Regions from separate parts of the Homo sapiens genome. Here region 2 is linked to region 1. Evidence: chromatin contacts called from ENCODE Hi-C or POLR2A ChIA-PET data. All regions are on one chromosome and are shown on one strand. The core of a region is the stretch at or near the end of the contact, and the rest is flanking DNA. Distances in the headings are between cores, read along the strand shown. Region 1 overlaps LOC102723568 (a long non-coding RNA gene). Region 2 has its middle 15 kb from the start of LINC02707.

What was found. Hi-C counts contacts between places; a loop is a spot of excess contacts on that map. ChIA-PET counts read pairs that join two places held with the same protein, here RNA polymerase II (POLR2A). Pooled maps may share reads with other maps.
Region 2: a loop to region 1 is called in a map of mammary epithelial cell, with 10 times the contacts of the local background. The contact joins two enhancer-like sites. A Hi-C loop is called at or near these places in 6 of 168 maps with a recorded cell type or tissue (Calu3, HCT116, HepG2 and 3 more), 2 of 37 single-sample maps with no recorded cell type and 12 of 50 pooled maps. POLR2A ChIA-PET finds 5 or more read pairs at or near these places in 1 of 52 experiments (WTC11).

Annotation. Positions count from the first base shown.
Region 1 is chr11:34,791,105-34,797,039 of GRCh38, forward strand. The region is part of intron 6 of LOC102723568 (a long non-coding RNA gene); the gene reads left to right. Among named protein-coding and RNA genes, the nearest start is that of APIP, 120 kb to the right of the region's middle. RefSeq lists an enhancer at 4,362-4,910. Within about 2 kb of position 1,772, at least 4 of the 41 ENCODE cell types and tissues checked have a DNase peak (open chromatin) inside an H3K27ac peak, as active enhancers do.
Region 2 is chr11:34,582,771-34,589,056 of GRCh38, forward strand. No RefSeq gene overlaps it. Among named protein-coding and RNA genes, the nearest start is that of LINC02707, 15 kb to the left of the region's middle. Within about 2 kb of position 4,226, at least 5 of the 41 ENCODE cell types and tissues checked have a DNase peak (open chromatin) inside an H3K27ac peak, as active enhancers do.

The sequences.
Region 1 (5,935 bases), core at 522-3,021:
TATCTGAAATTACCTTTCCATTCTCTGCATGGCCAACTCTTGCTTTTTCTTTGGAAACCTAAGTACTACTTTCTTTGGCAAGACTCTTTTTTTAATCTTTTCAGTTTGTGTAGGACAGGTCCCCTCTAACATTCTTTCAACAAATATATATTAAGCTTCTACTATGAGCCAGACACTGAAGCTTCAACAGTGAAGCATATTTCCATGTTGCTCTATGGTTCCCTGTTATATCAAAGACTGCATTCTGTTTGAAATGGCTTCTACCTTTATCTCACAACAAGCTCGCCGAAGGCTGAGGCTGTATGCTTCTCTATGTATATCCTGGGCATCTGGCGTAGTGCTAGTACATAGTAGGTGCTCAATAGATTCCAACTAAATTAACAAATGAGTTGTGATCTTCAGCTGGTGTTTATATGAACACTTGAGTTTAGGTTTGGCTGATTTCTGCCAAGTCCAGCTTCCTGAAGTGGAAGCATTGTCAAAACCCTGAAATGATAGTGGTGGGAATGAAGTCTAATAGCAAACTTTCTGGTTTGGGTACCCTTCAAATGCAAATGCACCAACACTAAGAACCCAGAGTTGGAAACCCTTTAGAATGAGCACTGGGACACACTTGTCCTGAAATGCACAAGAAAATCTTCTACTTTGATGGTGAGAGGGAAGATCAGCAGATGCAGCATTCACATCAGTCTGCACTACATAGGTATATGAACCTCTGAACTTAGTCCCTCTGTCTCTTCTGCCCTGGGGGTAGCAAACATATAGGCAGATGGGAGGAGGCCAAACTCCAAAGGCTTTCTGTTTTGTTTTGAATATACCAAGCAATCTGAGAAAGAGAACTTGCTCTTAAAATGAAAGTAATGTGTGCTTGCTTGGGGCTGGATACAAAAGAAAGATTTATCAATGTTAAAAAACTCCATCTGTTTTTAGGAAGCTGCCTTGTGGTTACCACTTCTTGTGCCTATTATTTCATGCTAAGGAGCCACACAGACCGTGTGGCAGTTTTTTGCCATTATGGCACAGAGAGAGCAAAAGCCCAGAGCCCGGAGAAACAACAAGCAGTTTGTCTATTATCTCAACCAGGGCTGAATTTACCTCCTTCACTCCAGGACCTCTGGCAATGACCAGAGACATTTTCAGATATCATGTTGGGGTAGGGGTGGGGGTGGGGGACTACTGCCTCTAGTGGATAAAAGTCAGGGATACTGCTAAACCTCCTACAATGCACAGGACTGCCCCCATTACAAAGAATCATCCAGCTCAACGTGTTAGTAGGGCCAAGATTGAGAAACCCTGGCTTAAGGCACTGGTTTCAAGCTTCAGTGTACATCAGAATCACTTAGAAGGCTTTTTAAGACACAGGTTGCTGGTTTGGGAGCCATGGAGTAGGGCACAGGAATTTGCATTTTTAACAAATTCTCAGGTGATTCGGATGCCGCTCCTGGGACAAACGTTTGAGAATCAATTGTCTAGAGTTTCCCTTCCCTAAGTAGTAGAAGCTGAGTGTGGGTACCACTTGCTGGGGCATGAAGGGAAGGTCTAGGAAGGGGGTCTCCATATAGGCCTTTTGGGGGTCCTCTCTGGCCTCTCAACAGGAATCTTTCCTTTGGGTCAGTGAAATTCATACTAATTCAGTGTAAACACCTACTCTGGGTTGGAACCTGAAAAGCAAAACAAAAACATTCATGAAAGAAAAAGCAGCCTGAACCAGGAAGGGAAATGAGCTGCAACTGGGGTCAATTTTTTGGCACATTCCACGGGACTCACAGAGCAGGTAACAATAGCTCCAATTCTCCAGAGGGGCAGCCAGATCAACAAAAGTTCAATTAGTAAGTCTTGGCAAATAAAGGCAACAAACAGTTTGGCAATAATAAATTAAGTCCATGCTTGGCTTTCACCCAGGCTCGTTACTGTCTCCCTGCCAGGCTTTGTGAAAGAGTGGCTTTGAAGGCTCCTGAAAAGGGTTCATTTCTTGAACAATTCTTGCTTTTGTTTGCTGCCATTCTCTTCTTTTCTTTGCTCCTTTCTTCACTTATCATGAAGGGCACTCACAGGAGCATTCGGCTTCTGTCCTCCCAAGAGTATGACGTTCACTCCTCTTCTTCCCAAGAAGGTACAAGGAGCCCACTGTCAATTCTGCTGTCACCCATAGAGGACATCCAGGGATGAGAACTAAGGGACTGCAGATTCAAAGAGATGAGCTTTCTAGTTTAAAAATTCAATTTCCAAGAAAACAGAGAACAAAGGCTACTGACGCTTAGAGACACTGCTTCCATTTTGAACATGTTTCTAAGGATAAGGAAATGAAATCATTTGGTGAACATGCCAAGCACCTTGAAGCCTTGCAAATTATAGTGTGGAGTCCACATTCTCCAAGTCCTCTGTGTCCCCTAAGATGTGGATATTAGCATTAATGATAATGATAATTATCTAATATTTACCGAGTTTTCCTGTGTGTCAGATATACTTCTAAGCATTCTACATCTGTTCTTTTATCTATTCTTTTTAGGAAAGCCTGCAGGATTGATATTTCATTATTCCCGTTTTGTAGTTGAGCAAATAGAGGCAAAGAAAAATTAAGTGTCTGAAATGGGGTCATTTTATTTTCTTTATGAAACAGTGCAGCCTGATTCTTGCCAATGGTGTAATCATTCTGTGCTATGTGGATATTCTCCAACTTGTAGAGTGTCCTGTAGCAGTGGTGTACTCTCAAGCAGATGTCTCTACTTTAGGCAAACATGTTGTGAGATACCAACTCTTACCACCATTGAGTGAGGTCCTGCTGGCAGTTAGTGTTTTAACTGTGCTTTGGCTGCTACCACTGATGATTTGGGGACAAGGAGTAATGCTTGGGTTGTACTTAGGCAGCACTGAATTCACAGAGAGAACATAAAAGGGAAAAGAGACCTGCCAACAACAACAAAATGAAATGGCAGATCTAGTTTAATATGTTGGGAAATCCAGTCCCATCGGGTGATTTTAGGTTTGATTTTACTGATCATCAAGGTCACCCCTTACTTGCATTCCCAGTTTCCCAGTGGAGGCAGTGGAGGCTAAGAGGATGAACCTATCCAAGAATACACAGTAAATGGTAGAAGTGAGACTAGAACTTGGGACCACTGACTTTCGTTCCTGTGTTATTTTTATTATTCCACTCAGACTCTCCCATTGGTACATCAGTGGTATGAGCCAGATGGAATTTCTGGACACAGAGGATTTAGTAAAATTCACAGAATCACAGAGTCTTACTGTCTGGAGAGATCTTGCCTGGTTTAATTGCCTCCCTTCTCGAAAGATGCAGTGAGAGCCACAGGGACATTACAGGCATTTCTCTGTTTCTGCATTGAGAGCTGTGAGCTCCACACCCCTGGGGCTGAGGAGCATTGACTAGCCCAGTCAACAGATGGTGTGGGTCCCCTTGTGCGCTAGGCACTACCATGTGTTACGGGGTCAAGTAAAATGATGCCTTTTAGACAATGTTCCTATAAGAGCCTAGGATCAGAGACCATGTCCCCAGCTTCCACAGAATATCGAGAGAGAAGCAGGAAATCAATATGGGGAAAGAAAGTTGAAGTTGGGTTGCAGGGGTTATAAATGCCAGGCCAGACAATCTTAACTTTACTCTGAAGACAAGGAGGGACCACTAGAACTTCTTAAGTCGATCTTTGATATGGATAGAGTTTTGCTTTGGGAAAAGGAAGATGGTGTGATGCCCAGACTTGTGGGCCGATATCAGATGGCAGAAATGGCAGCTAGATTACTGTAGCCATCCAGACAAAAACTAATGTGGTGACTCAGCAATTTTGCATGTAGGATGTATCAAATAGAAATGAAAACCTAGGTCCATGTAAAGGCTGTACATAAATGTTCATTATAGTTTTACTCATGATAGTCAAAACAGAAACAACTCAAATAAATGTCCATCATTTGGAGAATGGATGAACAAATTATAATTTATTTCTACGATAGAATACTACTCATCAGTATTAAAAAAAGAATAATGGATGCGGGAAACCGCATGGAGGAATCTCACAGACATTATGCTCAGTGAAAGACGCTGAACAGAAAAGAATGCATGCTGTATTATTCCATTTATATGAACTTCGGGAACAGCCAATCTAATCTAAGATGAAAAATCAGAACAGCAGTTGCCCTGGGGGACAGGAGTGATTGGCTGGGCAGGGACACAAAGAAACTGGGAGATAAAAATATTCTAGATCATGATAGAAGCATGATTAAATAGACGCCTCCATTTGTCAAATTTGCACACAAAGATTTGTGCTGTGTAAATTCTGTATAAATTTTATCTTACTTAGAAAATAACTGTAGAATAATAAAAATAATTGAGCCAGGAATACAGAATGGCATAATATTGATAATTATAAAAACTGAGTGATAGGCACATGGAGGTTCATTATACTATCCTGTTTAGTTTGTATATGCTTAACATTTTCCATAATAAAGAATTAAAATAAGTATTGGGCCTGAACCAGGGCAGTGGGAAAGGAGAAGCCAGGACAGACGAAAGCACTGTGGGTATATTCTTGAAGTATCTTGACAACTACTTGGCTGTAGGGGGTGGTTTTCAAAGGCAAATGTTAACAATGACATAGAGTTTCAGTGATGAAGCCTTTAGCAAAGAATAAAAGAGGTTTTAGAGGGGTTGGAGGAGGTTGAATGTGAGGCTATACTGATTCTGAAATGCTGCTGGAATGAAAGCAAGGAAGCACTCAGCAGGAAGACAGAAAGGAAGGAGGATGACATCCTACCTTGAGTGTCATCCTCCTTCCTGTCATCCTGAGTGCAAGATCAAGGGGGAAACTTCAATGATGGCAATAAATTTTTGCACAGGCTTGTACATCACTAAGCTAACCACAAGTCCCCAGAGTTATCTACATTGGATGCTTACAATGAGCCAAGCCTTGTTTCCCACTGGGGCTACAGCCTAATGGGAGAGACAGGAACATCAATACAAATGCAACATAATGTGGTTAGTGTGAAGATAAATGTATGCAAATCATGTTACCAGGGCCCAGAAAGAAAGCTCTTGACCCAGCCTCGCTGAGAGAGAAAGGAGAAACCAAAACCAAGCTATCCTTGAAGAAGACCCCTGAGCTTAGATGGAAACCATGGCCAGCTGGTGCTTGTGGAGTTTAGAGACTTCCTGGATGCCTGGGAAAACCTCATGCTGTGATCCTTATACTTACCACTTGAGCTAGAATTCCCATAATTGTAGACTTCTGGAGATGAAATGAACCCTGAATTAGATTCACAGAACATTTATTGGGCACCTACTATGTCAAAGATATTGTGCTAGCAATACAGTTTGACTGTGTCCCCACCCAAATCTCATTTTGAATTGTAGTTCCCATAATTTCCATGTGTCATAGGAGGTACCCAGAGGGAGATAATTTAATCATGGGGGTGGTTACTCTCATGCTGTTTTCATATTAGTGAGTAAGTTCTCACAAGATCCAATGATTTTTAGTTTTTGTTTTGTTTTGTTTTGTTTTTGAGATGGAGTCTTGCTCTGCTGCCCAGGCTGAAGTGCAGTGGTGGGATCTCAGCTCACTGCAAGCTCCGCCTCCCAGGTTCATGCCATTCTCCTGCCTCAGCCTCCCCAGTAGCTGGGACTACAGGCACCTGCCACCATGCCAGGTTAATTTTTCGTATTTTTAATAGAGACAGGGTTTTACTGTGTTAACCAGGATGGTCTCAATCTCCTGACCTTGTCATCCACCTGCCTTGGCCTCCCAAAGTGCTGGGATTACAGGCATGAGCCACTGCACCTGGCCAATCCAATGGTTTTATAAAGGGCATTTCCCCCTTTGCTCAACACTTCTCCTTTCTGCCATCATGGGGAAAGTTTGGAACTTCCTAGAGACTTGTTGAATAGCATTGTCCAAAATGCTGATAGTGATATGGACAATAAAGT
Region 2 (6,286 bases), core at 2,976-5,475, 210 kb before region 1:
TATATGGCTGCTTTTGTATTACAATAGCAGAAGCAGAGTCGAGTAGGTTGGACAGAGATTTAATGGACGCAAAGTCAAAATTATTTAATATCTGGCCTTTTGCAAAATAAGATTTACCAAGCCTTGGTCTGGGTGGTCAACAAAACAATAAATCAAGCCTTGATCTGTAGTGTCTGCCAATTTCCATGGTGTAAATACTCCCATCATGGCCAATTTCTATCTACCAACATGACACAGCAAAACATAGAGTTGGGAAGAGATGTGTAAAGTACACCGTTATAGAGTATTCTCACTCTATAGCTACAGTGGCTATAAATAACTTCCAGAGCATAGACAATAGTAAAATGTAGTCATAATTAAGAACTGGTAAGTTTTGAGTGTTTATTACCTTTGTTTCTAAATACAATTTATTTAATTTTAAGTTTATATTTTAATTTCGAATAATGGCTGGGTTTAACAAGTGGTTTGCAAAATCTCTGAGAACTTAACAATCAGTTATCATGAGTTGGCACTATTGCTTTCCTTTGGTGCCCAGCTGTCTTCTTTTTTCAGCCATTTCCCTGTCTCCAGGAGATAATCCTTTTTTTTCTTCTCAGCCTGTCTGCTTCCCAAAGTATCCTTTGTTCTTTTCATGGCCCTCTGGCTACGCAGGGACCCCACTTTTTGCCAAACTAATCTTTTAAAACATATGTCCCACAGAGTACCATTCCCTTTCATCTGCTTCCCATCAATACTCTTATTTCTACAATAGGGTTGATACCAAATGGCCAGCAACAATTTGTAATAAGCTGTAAATGATTAATGGCCTGGAAACACTTGCATTTTAAAAAAAGGAGTCTTGTTGACCCAAAGGTTATAGGGTTTGAATGTCTGGCAACATTGCAGGTGTGAGGAACGTCTTTGGAATTCCTAGTTCCCCCCAAAAGGTTACTGTCTTCTTCAGTGACAAACAACCAACCCAAGCGTGTACCCTGATGCTCCTCATTACCCCTCAAAACTTTTTCCTTTTCAATCTTTTTAGTTTTAGCTCTTTATTTCCCCTCCACTTTCATTCCTTATTTAAACCTCTCAATTGTAACTGAAGCAGATGTTATATGGACTTGGGGAAAGGGATCAATAAATCATTCAGTTGTTTGTGCTTATCTAGAACTGTCAGCCCCTGAATTGTGTGGTCTTGGCTGGCATCTGAGCACACCTGGTGCATCAGCAGAATCAGTGTTCTCTCAGTTCCTGGTTGGCTCTACTGTCTGGCACCATTCGGCTGTTTGTACTTATCTGGAACTGCCAATGGGAAGATCACATGGTCATTGAGAAACCGCACCCTGAAGAGATGGCTAAAAGCCTGGAGGGCATGCCCATCACAGCCTTGCCGGGAGTGTGAAAGGTGGTGTGAAGACCCTGGGGCTCACAGGACTCCCTCACCACGGGGCACAGTGTAAGAAGGTCCACGGTGAAAATGCAGTAGGAGGCAGTTACATCAGGCTCTGGATCGATGATATCAAGGAACAACCCAGGCTGAAGGAAAAGGCGTTTGTGTTTCAGGAAAGATGTATTGAGCCTCATCCATGCTCCAGACTTTGTTTAGGCCCTGGGTTACAGCATGGAATGGAATGAAACCCCTGTTCTTTAGTTTCTTACATGTTGAGTGGGTGAGACAGAAAGCAGCAATATGGTAAAGAGGGGGGAACAGGGGAAGAATGGTAGGAGATCAAGTTAGAGAGGGGAATGGGCTAGATCATGGAGCAACCGGGGCAAGATGTCAAGCCCTTGGAAGGTTTTGAGCAAGAGAGTGTTATGTTCTGACTTACGTCTTGAAACACTCTAGTTGCTGTACAAGGAGACCAGGTCAGAGGCTATTGCAGTTGTCCAGGTGAAGGTGGCCAGGTAGCGATGGAGGATGAGAAGTAGAAAATTCTGTGAAGGCAGAGCTGACAGGATTTACAGATGGATTGGCTCATGAGAGGAAAAGAGGGACTCACGGATGATGCCAAAGTTTTTGACCTGAGAAACTGGAAGAATGGAATTTCCACTTACTATGATGGGAGAGGTTGTGAAAGGATGACTTAGGGGTTGGAGAAAACCAGGAGTTTGGATATGGGCCTTAGATATTGCCATGCAGATGTTGAGTAGACAGCTGCACATATGAGTTGGGAGTGCAGAGGGAGAGGCTGGGGTTCTGGGTATCAGTATATGAATCATCTGTGTCCACATGGCATTTAAAGGCATGAGACCAGGTGACCCCCCTTATAGAAAGATTAGATCCAAAAGAGTAGTGGTCTGAGGACTGGGCTTTAGGCCCTGATGCTCAGAGGTGAGGACCCAGGAAAGGAGACACAGAGAATCCTCTTTGTCAGAGCATTACAAAAGGGCTATTTGGAAATAGTTCAGGTGGTGACTGGGTGAAAAGCCCTTCGAACAGCCTCAAGGACCCAGGCTGGTGGACTGCTGGCTGAGTCCTGTTGTGCCTCAGAGGATATTGTAATATTTGGAAAAATTTCTCCAAGTCAAATTTAAATTAACATGAATGTCATATGGCTTTTTGGTACGTCCTACAGTCAAGCAAATAACAATTGGATAGGGTAGCTGCAGGAAGACTGGGTGTCTCTACAGTGGTCAAGTTGGAAGAACAAAGAATGAGTGATTGATCTTTTGCTACTCCCCAAGGGGAGAAGCCACTGATAGCTTCCTTGGAAGCACTTTGTATCTCACCTGCCCCAGAGTAGATTAAATATTAAGTTTCCTCCCTTCTTTCAAGTCCTAGTGCTGCCATTGATAGTGCTGTGACTTCAGGAAAGTTGCTTAACTTTTCCAAACCTCTATTTCCTCATTACTAATGAGTAATAATTCCCACCATAGGGTGTTTATAAAGATTAAATAATTTTAAATATGTTGAAGCATGTAGTGAACTGCAAAGCAATATGCAAATATAAGAGGTGGAAATGACTATGCCTATAATTACGTGGCTCAATTTACACAATAATAGATTTTCACACTTTGCATAAATAATGAGGGTTTTTATACTCAAGTCACTGAACTTACTATCTTCAGGATCCAAAATCCCCAAACAGAAGGCATCCCCTACTGTTAGCTCAAATAGCTCTTGCTGGTTTAGAGAGTTAATGCAAGCCCCACTGCCTCCTGAGCTGGAAACATGAAACAGAAGTTTCAGTTCCCTAATCAATCCATTCTTTCTTCCTCTGGCTTCTGATAGGCCTCCTCCTTATCTTTGTAAACCCTGTAGCTGGTTGCTAGTTGAAAGTGCCTCTGATCTCCCTCTTCTGCCTCCCATGATGTTGATAAAAAGCACGAGGGCACATGCAGGATGAAAACGATCGTGGTCCTGCCAGCCTGAATTATTAAAGCATTTCAGTCCTAAGTATGAGGTGTGTATATGTTGGGGTGTGGAGTGAGTTGTGGAGATGAGAGACAGCTGAATTACATAAAGTTGAGAAGATCTGAGTTCTAGTCTTGAAATTCACAAGCCATCTCTATACAATAGTTCCGTTACTCAGTAAAGTAAAAGCATTGGATCTAAGCTTTAAGGACCCTTCTAGTTCTTTCTGATTGGAATTGTGTGACTTCATCTTTTGTGGGTTAGAAACTCATCACTCTGTCCAGTTATTTCTATATTATGCCACCAGATGGCAATGTTTCCTTAACCCCAAAGAAAGTTTTCATTCTGGTAAAAAGTCAAGTTTTGTTGCCAACTTTTCCCCCTCTGAACGTGCAAAAGAATGATTTTCCGAAGCTGTGGAGGAAAGAAAGAACTCTCCTTCTGAACATCTCAGGTGGTTTATGCTGGAAACAGACAGGACCCTGTTTAGAGAAGATCTCTCTTTTCTTCGTGGACTGGGAACTCCAGTTGGAATGATGTCTCCTGTGATTGCGTATGGTGGGAGGTGGGAGATGTTGGAATTGGCGTGTCCTCAGGAGGCTTGGGGGTGGGGGAGATGTGCCCTAGCTGGTGGGCCTGCATGAGCCCTGCAAAACTCTGACTTATAGAGGGGCATCAGATGCCAAGTTTTACCAGACCATGCAGAACTAGGAATTGCCAGATGCACTCATAGGGCAGCTAAAATGGTCCTGGCAGAATCAGACTCTTTCGCTCATAAAGGTCAGAGACGCAAGAAAGCGACATAAAGTCCAGCCCTTTTCTTGTGCAGATGGGGAAATTGAGGCCTAGAGCAGGTCAGCTGTCCTGATTCTATCTCCTTGCCAAGTTACTTTGTATTTAAACATTTCAAGTAGACTTTTCAATCATCTCATCTTGCTGTGTTCAGCTAGCGCACCTTGTTAAGCCTGTTGGCCTCCGGGCCTGCCAAGCCCCTGCATCTATACACACCAGGGCATGCTGCATGCGCTCAGTGAGACTTCAACAGCTGACTGATTCGTTCAAACCTATCAAACAGCAGACTTAGCTAGTTGGGGAGAAAAGTCATTTAAAGTAATTGCTTATTAATCTGCAAAACAAGTCTCATAGCAGGTTTTTATTTTATTTTATTTTTTTTTTTGCTTTTAACAACGATATAATAACAACAAACATTTGTTTAGTGTTTCCTGTGGACCAGGCTCTGTGTTAAGCACTTAACATCACTATATCATGCACTTTTGCTAATAAAGCTGTGAAATAGTTATTACTATTTCTGCTTTACAGCTGCAACAGAGACTCAGAGAGGTTAGGTAACTTGCCCCAGGTCACAGAGCTGGAAGGAGCAGAGCCAATATTCACACCCTGATTTGCGTAATTCCAGATTTGATCTTCTAGCTTCTATGCTGTGCTGCCTCTTCATGACAGTTTTTCTCATGTACAGGATCTGATGCAGAAACTTATCGGAGTTTCTTACCGGAGCACCAGTCACCTCTCATCATTTTCCTGTTTTGACGTGAAGGCTCAGTGATAGTGAGCAGGCTCAGGGTCTACAGAGTTGGTGATATCAGCATCACACAGGACATTCAGAATGTTGACTCCAGGGATGTTGAGAGATACTCCTGCACAAAGCTGCCAGCACCCGTGTCCAAGAAACACTCAGAATCTAGGTCTCCTTGTATATTTTCCCCACTACCTGCAAAGGTAAAGAGGAACAGGCAGTGCTGGGACCGAGGGAGCGACAGTCCTAATGGAAGCTAGTGTGTTGAGAGTCTCCTCTGTGTCATGCTCTGAGCGACATGTTTTATATGCACGATCTCATTTAGACCTTGTGACAGCATGTTGTAGCAAGGACCCCATCATCACAGGGGGCAAATGTCTGCAGTGCAGAAAGTCGTCCTGAAGAAATGGATGTCAGATAAAAACAGTCTTCATAAATCAATGATCCTGTTTTACCTCAAAAGTGCATGAAATGGAAATGGAAATATCTTGTGAAGATGTAGACAAATGACGGTCATTGCCCAGAGCAGTAGTTACTGTCAGAAAAAGAGATAAGGATTTCCAGTCTGACAGACTGGATTCCTGGCTCAACACCACCCCCTTCTAACCATGTGACCTTGGGCAAATTACCTAACCTTTTCTGAGTCTCAATTTCCTCATCTTCCAAAAGGGGATAATATCATATATGTTCCAAGATTGCTGTGAGTATTAAATGAGATGATGTATGTAAAGTACCTGGCCAGCAGTCTCTGGCACATAGTAAGTATTCAATAAAGACTAATGGTGGAGATGAGTATAGGGGCTACTAATGCCCATCCTTACTCCAGAGACTTCTTTCTGACCATCATGAGGCACTTTTGAATATCTAAACCCATTTAAAGCCCACTTTTCTCTATGGCTGGCCATTTCTGCCTATTGACAGCTAATTTGCCTCATCCTACAGGACACCTTCCATGTTTCCCCAGACTCCAGAAATCAGGTATTAAATTATCAGGGCTTCAGGAGCCATGGTCTATGATGAGTTTACTACCTGTGCCCAATAAATGTTTAAGAAATAAATAAGAGCCAATATAACTATAAAGACCAAGAGCCAAAATAAGTCTCTTTGCTTGCGCTTTAGATCTTAAGAGTCCTTTATATTCAAGCTGCTCAGAGTCAAACGTGTGCCTAATAAACATTCTACAAAGGTCCTGGCGTGGTGTGACCAAAGGAAGAGAGAGGGCTCCAGTGTCTGTCACTGGGAGACCAGATGGACAGCCACGTGGGGCAGGGCCACTGGTGCCACATGTCCAGGTCTGTTAAGCCCTATGAAAGACACTTGAGTCAAAATGTATTTCTATCTAAGAAAGAAGACTATAAATGGAAAAGGGAGAGGGGAGAAGACCTCTCAAGGGCATCTCCCTCTAGAAGTAGAGATTG